Linked DNA regions of Homo sapiens: region 1 is linked to region 2. A link is a loop called in an ENCODE intact Hi-C map of the cell type or tissue named here. Cell type or tissue: dorsolateral prefrontal cortex. All regions are shown on one strand. Links, peaks and the distances in the headings refer to the core of each region. The heading gives the core; the rest is flanking DNA.

Evidence for each region. A loop is a pair of places that touch in the nucleus more often than their neighbours do. Peaks named below come from ENCODE experiments on the same cell type or tissue, not always from the same donor. Only the 100,000 strongest peaks of a DNase experiment are listed, where the experiment ranks them.
Region 1: it touches region 2 in a loop (4-fold over the local background); 2 of 110 quality-filtered maps call a loop at or near these places.

What each region holds. Positions count from the first base shown.
Region 1 is chr10:61,095,168-61,101,996 of GRCh38, reverse strand. It overlaps LOC105378323 (a long non-coding RNA gene), which reads right to left and starts at 3,063. Exons shown (of 3, transcript XR_945997.2): 1 at 2,953-3,063. In dorsolateral prefrontal cortex, for the core only: no CTCF peak of the experiment used is centred there; no DNase peak of the experiment used is centred there; H3K27ac peaks cover 3,287 bases.
Region 2 is chr10:61,022,161-61,027,160 of GRCh38, reverse strand. LINC00845 (long intergenic non-protein coding RNA 845) reads right to left here. Exons shown (of 2, transcript NR_108052.1): 2 at 744-1,369. Among named protein-coding and RNA genes, the nearest start is that of LINC00845, 8.4 kb to the right of the region's middle. In dorsolateral prefrontal cortex, for the core only: a CTCF peak has its summit at 2,219 (motif pointing left); a DNase peak (open chromatin) is centred at 2,248; H3K4me3 peaks cover 334 bases; H3K27ac peaks cover 3,763 bases.

The DNA of each region.
Region 1 (6,829 bases), core at 1,830-6,829, 73 kb before region 2:
AGGCACCCACCAACCCAGAGATTCTGATTCAGTGTGTCTGAAGTGTGGAGCAGGGATTTTATTTTTAACAGTCATTCCTGCTGCATCTGATTTTGGTGATCAGTTGACAACATTCTGGGACACACTACTCTAGAAATATAGAATTATAAGACTACATGCTCTGGAGGTGGTAATGAAAGCTGGCAAGATGTTACAAACTCCTGGTTTGTTACTAAATAGCTGTGTGTTTGGGGGCAAGTTATTAAATGCCCCAAGACTCAGTTTTCTTATCTGTAAAAAGAGAAAAATAATAATATCTAAGTCATGGGGTTGCTATGGACATTAAGTGAGATAACATAGCTAAAGTTCATATTCCAATCTGCCCTGCTTAAGAATCTTGCTAATTCTAGATGCCTCCTGCCATCAGCCAGCAGTTCAAGAGCAACGCGGGAAAAGGGTCAGGCTCTGCTAAAAGAACCATGGAAAGTTCCAGAAAAGCACATATGCATCCCAGTTTATCTGTGGACTGGGGAAGAAAGGGGCAGTAGAGTAGTGTAAGCTAAAATGGTGTAATGAGTGGGAGATGTTCACCCATAAATCACTCACCTCAGGGGATGAGAGGCAGTACTATGTGAAGGTAAACGAGGATGATCACTGCTACCAAGGTGACCCCAAGAAAATCCCTTTGGGATGAGTGACACTTTCCAACCTAAATGATCCTGTACTTGGCATCATTTGCAGTGTATATACATAGATGTTACAGTCTTATATTTAGAAAAAAATGGGTAGCTGGTGGCCGCTGACCTTCGCTGGCCCAGGGTGACCACCTTAAATCAAGAGCTTGCTATAACACAGCTGAGCTTAGCGATTTTAATGAGAAATCTAGTCCTGCTGGATTACTGTTCCTGGGACACATCTTGTCAGCAATTCCTCAGGAAATTATTCAACCATCCCCAATTGCAAAGAAACAGATGGCGTGCTGGAAAAAAAAATACTCTGAAGTGTATGCGCTGGTAAAAAGCAAATTTAAGGACACAAAGGCCAACACTGAAACAAATACTAAAAGTACTTTTTCCCTCAGAAAAATGGTCTTGCAGATATTTTTGTTTTCCCTCCCCTTTTAAACTGTGAACTGTGCCAGTCATCAGCTTGAATACGCAATGGAGAGATTTGTTTGACATTTCAGAGGCATTTAACAGAGACAGCTTTTTTTAATAATATAGAATAATACTGATCAAATGTTTTCATGGAAGATCAAGTTTTAAAATTTGTATTAATGCCCTGCTTTCTTTCTTCTAATATCCTTTAACCAAGACTCTTGGATCACACTCTATTATGCCAACTGCCCATTAAGAAATGCTGAACTATTATTAAAAATTATCATGGCACCTGAGAAAATAGCAGTGTAACCCTCATGAATATTAAATCTTTTCATAATGATCAGTGTTATTACCATGAATACTAAATGTTATGAATTCATTGCAAATTCATAATGCTTAGTGTGAACACTTGGCCTGTAACCAGAAAGTCTGAATTATATTTGGCAAATGTTTGAATCAATTTTAGTTATAAAACCAGAAAAAGAGAAATGGATAAAACTTTCGGTCTTCAGTCTCAGAGGCCAGTGGGTCTTAGGACTCTTGCAAAAGGAATGCCAGTTGCAATTTTCAAACATTTCATGTCAGTGTTTAAATCTTTTTCAGAATTCCCATTCCTATTTAATTATATCCCAGAGAAGAAGAGTTGGAGCATTATTAGGAATGAGAGACTAGCACATTCAGCTCTTAGTCTGTGACAGTACCTACATGGCATTAACTTTGAGAGTTTAATACTACAACATAGCATGGAAGTGATTATGACCCTAGAAGAAACTTGCAAAAAATAATCATGACAAAGCCTGCAGTTATTACAAACAAAGCCAATTTTTGGTCCTTACACCTCCCACTGAAGCAAGCATCAACAAGTTTTGCTCCAATAACTGAAATGCACAGCTACACAAAAACAAATATAAGGAGCGTTTGTTATGATTGACTGATCGCAAACCTTTGACCATGTGTTTTTATAATCACATGACATTCAGGCAAATAAAACTGAATGATTGATTCTCAAGACATTCCAAGAGCAGAGTAACAAACAGCGGCTCTGGCAAATGGATCTTAATGGAAATCTGATGGGAAAGTGGATCTCTCTCACGGGGGTTCCTGCTCAAAAACTGTTGGATGGTTTACAATAAACTGAAAATCTACATTTCATGAGCATCCCTTAATGGAATCCCATACAGTTATCTTTAATAAGTAGGTCTCCCCATTCATGTTGTATGATCAAAACTCATAACAGCCAGACTTTTGAGTTTGCATTCATGCAAAGGAGCTCAAATTCAAATTCTCTCCTTGAAAAATACATTTCAAAATCCATAGATATCCTAGATGTTCAGCATCCTTCAGGGGTTAAAAGCATGTACAATATAGATTTTAAGTACTATAATTTTATCTGAATTAGTTTAAGTGCCACCTGCAATTTTATTGAAAATATCCTAAAATATTCTTTAGGAATTAGAAAAGGTTTTGATTGATGGGCAGATTTAAGCATCTCATAATTTCCTAAAACATTTTCTCACAGTCCTTAGCACTAATTCTTTAAGGTGATGAGGAATAGGAGACAGATGCTAATTTTGCCTCAGGGAATTTCTATGAAGTTATAGGATGGCACTGAAACTGCAAAACAGCAGGATTTAACTAAACAGAACATCAATCAGTAAAGAACAGTATGGTGTGCCTGGAATCCATTCAGAACTTCCTCAGGGCAGATTCCAAGATATTTTTTTCCCTCTAAATTTTAAGTCTCATAAGTAATGTCTTAACATTCTTCCAGTAATTTCTTACATTATACAATCACGGCCAACCAGGTGGCTCCCACAAATTACTAAGCTAACAGTACACTAGCAGGAATTATTGGGCTCTTCAGAATAATTACCCTGCATTCTTCTTAAATTTATCCAGATTCCTTTAGCATCCTCTGAATCCCTTTGGTTTCAACAACACTTTCTCAACAGTTTCAGAAGTTCTTCAGAGTCTGAAAGTCCCAGAGTAGAAGCACAGGTAAAAATTTTTCATAAGTTCCCAGAGAATCAGGAATAACATTTCTAAGTTCAAAAATAGCAAATGTGAGGACACAAAGGCCAATGCTGACACAAATACTAAAAGTACTTTACTTATCAAGGCTAACAAACTGTGTGAAATTTTAAAGCAGTACCATGGGGAAAGAAAAATTTCAAAATCCCAGTTTACATGAATTCAGATGAAAGAGTATGTTAGAAGGAATAAAAGGATCTGATTTTGATTCCTGGGTCTTTCATGTAAAGTGAAAGATTACTTGACTTTTCTGGGTCTCTGCCTTTATCTGTAAAATGGGGATAAATAATTACATACCTTGCAGGATTGTTGTGAGAATTAAATGAAAAATCATTTGTAAAGCACAATGGCAGACACGGAAATTTGGCTTAATAAACATTTATTTTCCCTAGGATTAGAGGGTCCTCTCATAAGTGTTCTTTTTCTGTATTCTTATAGAGGGCTGGGACAGGGACAGCCATTTTTGTTAATCTCCTTTTTATAAAGCCCCCTCATTAAATGATAGCTTCTCTTCTTTATCAGAAATTGCGGACTGCAAAGAATAGACACTCATTTAAACTAAGCTCAAATAAAGCAGGGAGATTGGAAGGATATGGGGAAAGTGCAAGGAAAGGTCTTTGATGACTTAGGAACACAAATGTCGTGTGACCAAGGCAACTGCTCTGCTTCTCTCTGTCTTTCCCTCTGAAGCCAATTGGTCTCTCTTCCCTGCTTCTCTTTTCTTGTCTCCTTTCCTCTCCTGTGTCACTTTGAGGGCTCTTCTTATTAATCAGGAAAGCATGTGGCTGAAAATATACCCTGTCCCAGCCCTATTACTACATGGTAGCTGCATGTAAGCATGCATCTTCCTATGAGTACACACTCAGAGTCTTTAACATCAGACTTGCAAGACAAACAATACGGCTTGTCTCTGGCAAACTGAGTTGATCTCTATTCTGATAGATTGTGACAGGAGGGGGAAACAGAAGAAGCAGCTACTCAGACCCATCCCTTCAGCAACGGCTATGACTCGGGGCAGTTCCCAAGGAAGAAAGTGTAAATTAGGGATGCAACCCAAAGAAGGTCAACTCAGCTTCTCAATAAGATGTTATCTTTGGCTTTGTTTCTTATGCCTCAAGAGCCCAGAGATATTGGTAAAGCTGCAGCACAGTGCTGTTGGTCAATGAGCATGCATAGTTGTCATGTCTCTCAAAAACTAAGATCATGAACAACTTTGAAAGTCAGGCCCTAAGCAACTGCAAAGCAGGTTCATGTTGCACTGGTTATCCCTTCAGCCCATTCATCTTGGGTAGTAATTTCTACCTGTTTCATGAGTGAGATGGAATACTCACAAAACGAGTTGAGTGAAATAACTTTATTACTCACAGGTAGGCAACAAGGGACAGTAGAAGCCAATGATTTAAGACAAGCCAGTTTTCCAAGGCTCAGGAAAACTACACGGGGCAGAGGGAATCTTGTCTGTGCATTCCACATATCATACTTCAGCTGAGGGACCCTGAAAAGTAGCCCACTCTGAGTTATATACCCCAGGATTATGTGACACGCTGAGCTACAGTGTGTAAAATGTCTTGTTCTGGGAAGGACAGAAACAAAGCCCAGGGTGTTTTCAGCCAATTTCTCTTTATATTGAGACATTGCATTCCCAGCACATTCTACAGTTTTTCTTGAGAACTATAAATGAGAAAGGAAAAGGAAGTGGGTCAGTCCAAGGCTATTCAGATAACTGTCCCACAACAACCACAGAAATTCTCAAGCAGCTCCAAAATTAGAAAATAGTGCTAAGCCTATTGCCTTTCCCATTTCTTCTCTCACCTATTGTAAATATGTCTAGTCACTCCCACACATATATTGCACACAGTCACCCCCTTGCACAGGTGTACCCACAATTCACAGTCTGTAATGAAGCCTTCTCTTCCTCCCTTAACCAAACATTTTAAATCCCTCTCCTTCTTTCCAACTACTTTACTTAACATTTCTTCTATTCTTCCTTCATTTTCCAGTTTTTCAGCCCTCAATTCCATCCAGAACTAAATTGGGATCTGTATACAATACTAAAATCAAGTTATAGTAGCTAAGTTTTATTGATAGATGTCTAAGGGATATCAGGGATAAAATAGATGTCTAAGGGATAATAGGGATAAAACAGATGTTACCTTGCTTCATTTGTTCTAAATCAAATTTACTCTTGTGCTAAGCCCCTCACTAATCAGAGAGTTAATAAATTGAATCTTAGACATGCAAATGTTCTTTGTAAAAGTTTATGGAAAATTATGACACAACTATTTATGAATTTCAAATTTTTTTGCACCAAAATAAACTCATACTAACTTGTTATAACATGTCTAAATAGGATTTAGTTTGAAGCACTATGAAGGATAAGAAATCACTTTGAAAGAGACCCTATCATAGCAACATTAATTCTGCTAAAATTAAAGCAGAGGTAAACATCAAGTTTATAAGGAAGCTTGGGTGGAAGAATGGTGAAATTGTTGGTGCTTCACAGTTTATGAGGACAATGATCCAAAGAAATCAGATTACAAAGGGATATGACGTTTTAACAAAGAACAAGGCAATGGTGAAGATAAAGCCCTCAGTGACAAACCATCTACATCAGTTTGTGAGAAAAAAATGCATCTTGTTTGTGCCCTAATTGAAGAGGACCAACAATAAATAGCACAAACAATAGCCAACACCACAGACATTTCAATTCATTCAGTGTGCACAATTCTGACTGGAAAATTTAAGTTGAGCAAAATTTCCACTTGATTAATGCCAAAACCATTCCACCAAGATTAGCTTCATAAAAAGAGCAGAGCTTTCAATGGAAATTTTAAACAAGTGGGATCAAGATTCTTAACCATTTCTTCAAAGAATTGTAACAGGAGATGAAATGTGACTTTACTAGAACAATCCTGAAGACAAAGCACAATCAAAGTAATGGCTACCAACAGATGGAAGTGATCCAGTCAAGAGCAAAGGTTACGGCAACAGTTCTGTGGGATGCTCAAGGTATTTTGCTTGTTGACTTTCTGGAGGGCCAAAGAACAATAACATCTGTTTATTGTGAGAGTGTTTTGAGGAAGTTAGCCAAAGATTTAGCAGAAAAATGCCTGGGAAAACCTTCTCCACCATGACAATGTTCCTGCTCATTCCTCTCATCAAACAAGGACAATTTTGTGAGAGTCTCAGTAAGAAATAATTAAGCATCCCCCTTACAGTCCTGATTTGGTACCTTCTGTTTTTGTTTTCTAATCCTAAAAGAATCCGTAAAAGGCACCCATTTTTCTGCAGTTAATAATGTGAAAAAGACTTTATTGACATGGTGAAATTCCCATGACCCTCAATTCTTTAGGGATGGACTGATATCATCGCTTCTAAAAGCGTCTTGAATTGATGAAGCTTATGTTGAGAAATAAAGTTTACATTTTTGGTTTTTATCTTTTAATTACATTCTCCATGAACCTTCTGAAATCCTCTTATATTTAGGGAGTTCTCCTTCTCTCTAGGGAGTTATTCAGTAGAGCCAGAGGGTATATCCAATCTTTAAATTGGTGAAAGAGGACTCTTTTCTTCAAACCATCATGACTGTCTTTGAGATGCTTGTTAGCCAGGGTACACACATTCATACACAAACACACACATTCACACATAAATACATACACACACTCTAGGCTCTCTGAAGGCAAGTGTTTCTCCCTACGTCTTGCTAAGCTTGGGCA
Region 2 (5,000 bases), core at 1-5,000:
AATAGGTGGAGCCATATTCTGAGTCTTTTATACACCTATCCGTTCAGTTATATCAAGTAAATATTGCCGTTAGTAAAAAGTATGCACTGTTTTCTGAATCACTGTGCCTGATGGCATTCTTTTGTAAGAATGTCAGCAGCCTAGGATCCATATCTTGACCTTTCAGAGCAAGAGCCCAACTTACCACCTGATTGTGCTACTTAGACTTAACTACCTACTCATGTCCATGTTCCTGAACGGTTTCCTCCTCTGAGTCTAAGACCAGACAGAATCAATGATCAATTAATAATTGACAGAGCTCCATATTCACAAGCTGAGTACTAACTTTGGCTATGTGGATTTAGATTTGGCTCCTCTCTGAGATACAAGATACTGTTTCTACTTTCAAGAAAATTACAACCTCCTGGGGAAGTCAACACAAATACTTGGAAAGTTAAATAACCATGCAAAATATAATAACAAGGTTGCAGTGCAAAAAATATCAAAGGACAGTAACTGGTTAAGTGTTAAGTGAACAATATTGAGATCAGTAGTTTGCAAACTGTGCTCCAGGTAACCCCAAGTGTTGGGGTGGGAGTAGGGTAGCTCTCAAAGCTGCACAGAAAATAAGAGAAGTATCAAATACATCGAGTTTCAGCCCAATCCCACATCCTGGCTTCCACCTCCACCACGGTCACTCTCAGGTTTTTTTGGTTGTTTTTTTTAATTTTACTTTCTATAGTGGATCTTCACACACACAATTTCATATCAGAAAAGGACCTTGAATTTATTTTTTGAGCCACAGATATATTTTTAAATGCTATAAGTTTCAAAATTACATAGTATAATCACTATGATCTGTTGTGGTGTAAGGTTTCTTGGTGAAGGAGCAGTGAAGACTCTGCAGATGTAGATGATTTGTGTAGTTAGAAAGGTTCCAGTTAAATGATTTCATAGAAATAATAACAATAAAATAAGAAGGGTGACTTAAGAGGCATCATCTTGGAGAAAAGTCAAATCAAAATCCACACTGTCATCATTTTATAGGAGAAATCCATGTACAAATACATGTATAAATATCTTTCTCTAGGAAAACTCGAGGAGAAAGAGAAGTTTCCTAGTAAATGAGCAGAGATTTGACTGGCCCAACAAAGAGTCTGTGTGGGTGCAGTTCCTGGCTCAGCTAAGGCAAACATGACAGCTAGATCAGTTTCCGAAAGGATGAACGGGTGTCCTGGCTTGCCAAAAACCACTGGAATGGCAAAATAGGAAAATTGGGTCTTCTCTCAAAAACGTTTTACGCTTGAATTGAGTAGACACCCTCCAGACAGAAAGGTAAGCCGAGGACACTCTATGAGGCACCATTTCTCTCTTCAGCTGACATCAGGACCTAGGAACAAATAGAATATCAATTCTGCTGTCATTGACTGAAGAGATAGAATGGGAAGAAGTCAAATTCATTCCTCTCAGCATTTGCAGTCAATAACAATGGAATTCATGTGTATTATTTGAGCACAGGTAATGTGTTGTTCTGTTATACAAATAGAGCAAAATAATATACCAAGTTATCATCGGTATTTGTTATGGACCACATGTTTTTGTTCCTCCAAAATTCATATGTTGAATACCCATTCCCCAATGCCATATTATTTGAAGGTAGGGCCTTTGGAAGGTGAAGCTATCATGCTGGGATTAGTACCCTCATAAGAAAAAGGATAGAACAGCTATCTACAAGCCAGGAAGAGGATCCTTATCAGAACCCAACCATCCTGGCACCCTGATCTCAGACTTTCATCCTCCAGAACTGTCAGAAATAAATGCTTATTGTCTAAGCTAACCATTCTATGGTAACTTGTTACAGCAGCCAGAGCTGACAAAGACAGCGAGCATTCTTGGGCTGCAAGCACAAAACTGAAAATGCATAATTTAAGGCAAAAAAAGAAGAAAAATAGAAGAATGCAAGAGTTTCTTGTAGAATTAAAGATGATGACCAACCAAACCTCAGAAAGGACAAGAATAGGGCTGAGATTTGGGGAATCTCAGCTACAGAAGCCTGACAATCTCCTCTCTAGCAAAAAATCCAGGCCATCAGCGATCATCCTTAGAGGGTATTGATCATGTGCCCTTGTGGATCATACTCATCTACTGAGAACTCTTAAGGCAAAGGAACATAGGTTATAATGAGCTCTTTGTGTAACTTCTTTAAAAAATTGCTCTTTCTAATTAATTGTTAGACTGTGAGCAAAGCCAAAGACCCCTAGTGGCCACAGTAAAGGCCCACAGCGGTTGCAGCAAACAGTGCCTAGAGCCCAGAAGAAATTTCCTCTGTCCCGGTATGGAAGCACAAAGAGGGAATCTGGGTCAGGAGGCAGGCAGTTCCTGATAGTCAAAGAAAAAGATGAGAATATTATTAAATATAGTGTGAATACATAAAATGTAACAACACTTGAAACCAAATAGCAACTCTCTCCTTGAAAAAAAAATTATATTGCTTTCTTGGGAAGCATATATCTAAAATTATAATTCAGATTGCTTTAGGTTCCACTCAGAAACATTTTGTTAAAAGATTGCCTTACATCAGATTTGAAAAACATAAGCAGACTTTTACCAAATATAGACACAAGGATCATAAACTGAAAATAGAAACCATAAGACAGACTCTGGAAAGGAAGGGGATATTGACATTGTATTATACTTGGCAGTAAAGAAATAGAAATCCATAGTGATTTACAACCTTTACATAATAATAAAGAATTAACTGAAAAAATATTCAAACTATCAGAAATAGCAAGACACTTTTTAGCAATAAGTAAGAAAGAAGATTTATTTAACTTTGGAGGGGTTTGGCAGAAAAGGACTAAAATGAGAAACAATAATATTACATATTAACTTTGTTCTTAAACATCCACATTTAATGTATCAACTTTGGCTGTTGTTATATGCCTTGGCAATTCAATAAAGTTACTGAAATGGAAAATTGAAAAATTTTATTGTGATTTTTCCAATTTCTCCACTAGTGGAATAGTTTAATAATAAACCATTGCATATGCTTACAGCATTCTCATTAAAATGAGTGAGCTATCATTTTTCTTTCTATTCTTAGTTATCAGCTACTTTATTTACCAGTGCGTATTAAGTAGAACACAAAGCTCAGCTAACCGTTTTTGGAGGTACCTTTTGAACAAGCAACTATTATCTACTGAGAAGACATCGAGTTTTTAAGCTGGAAGGAGCCCTAATAGTTTTATATTACATATGTCACATTTTAAATGAGGAAATTGAGGCTCAGTGAGATTTAGTAACCTGTCCTAAGTCAACAGCTACTCGACGGCAGAGAGTCACGCTTCCAGACTGTCTTATTACAATAACTATCCTAGAGTCCTAATTTTTTTCTCTATCAGCTGTTGAATATAGGCCTACAGATTCCTGTGTGGCAAAAGAAGAAAAAGGTCAAGAAAAAGAAGACAAAGAAGACATCCTTAATTTATTAAGAGCCTACTTTAGCCTTATCACAGGGAATTGTAGTTTGAAAAAAAACAATTCCATTTGTATTCACCTCTGACTAGGCATGGAAATTTTCCTATTGGATTTATAAAACTGTCCCCAGTTTTTACATTTTTTAACATTCTACAAAATGTCTCTCGGCATTCACATCAGATTCATGCAGAATATTGATGACTCTCTAATTTGTAAGACAATATCTTCATAGAGTTGCATTAATTCCTTTGTTGGTCTTTGCAGAGTAAGTCTATTTCTAATCTGGTACCTGCTATTAAGCTGCTCATATCACTAATTTATTTTCCTTTAAAATAGCCATTTAGGCATGCTTTATTTGGCTCAGACTCTACATAAAACATTTATGTTAACTATTAACCCTCCTGAGGCAGTGGGCTTGATCAGAAGAGGAATGGCTTGGAACTGAAAGAGCCAAAGGTGGATCCAACTTTCAGTTCAGTTGCCAATAACCCATGTAACATTGAGCAAATCATTTATCTTCTCTGAACATTTTGTCTTGTGTAAAATGAAGAAGGTCAACTTTATGACCCCTAAGATTTAAATCTCTGTATTTCTAAATTGATTATTTTTAAGCCAAGCCTAACAACAATTATTATGCTTGTACCCTAAACTTACATCCCATTTGCCCCTATATACCTGGTTCATATTTCAGCTCTAGCACTGAGACAAGAAAATAAAATACAATATAGTGTGATGTCTCTGTTACTACACTATGAACCCCATGAAAGGTTAACTCATTTTTATAGGCTCAATGCCTGGCAGAGCAGATATTCTATAAATGTTTGAGGTATGGACGAATAAAGGAATTATTGCTACAACTTAATAGTAAGAAGAGCTTAAGTGTATGATTTAACATTATCTCTGTAAATAGCCCAGAGATCATAATCCTGAATCTTATCTGAAGAACTAGCACTTACATATAATTTTGCCTGTTCACAGCATAATGGACTTCACAGTACATCTCTTAGAGCTTGAGCTCTTCCTGCCTGATCACATACTCTTAACCTTCCTTCTTGACCATAAGCTTTTTGAGAACAAGATCTGTGTGCCTGATTAATCCTACAGTTGCATACCTATTCAAAGCACTTATGAAGTCTTCCACCAATTTTAACTGATTAAGTGAATTTAAAATAGTGGTCAAATAAAATAAATGATGTATTTGTAACAAAGTACTTTTTTCAGGGAAAAAGGTTTGGAACAAGTTATCAGTGACGATAAAATTCTGACTTGTTACCCTTTCACTCTATATTAATCTTAAATTTTCATCTCTGAAAAGAAATCATTTATTCCTGGTTACTTTATTTTTCCTTCATATATGGTCAGTTCATAATGAATGTATCCAATAAGATCTCACAGAGCAGAGAAAGCATGAAGCCTGTGAAATTTCAGCTGTGATTCCAAAAAACAGTCTTAATAGAATTGTATTTTCATGTTTTCATTTTATATAAAATGCAGTGTTGTGGCATAAGCATTTCTCCTGACTTGCATGCAAATTATCTCTGTGT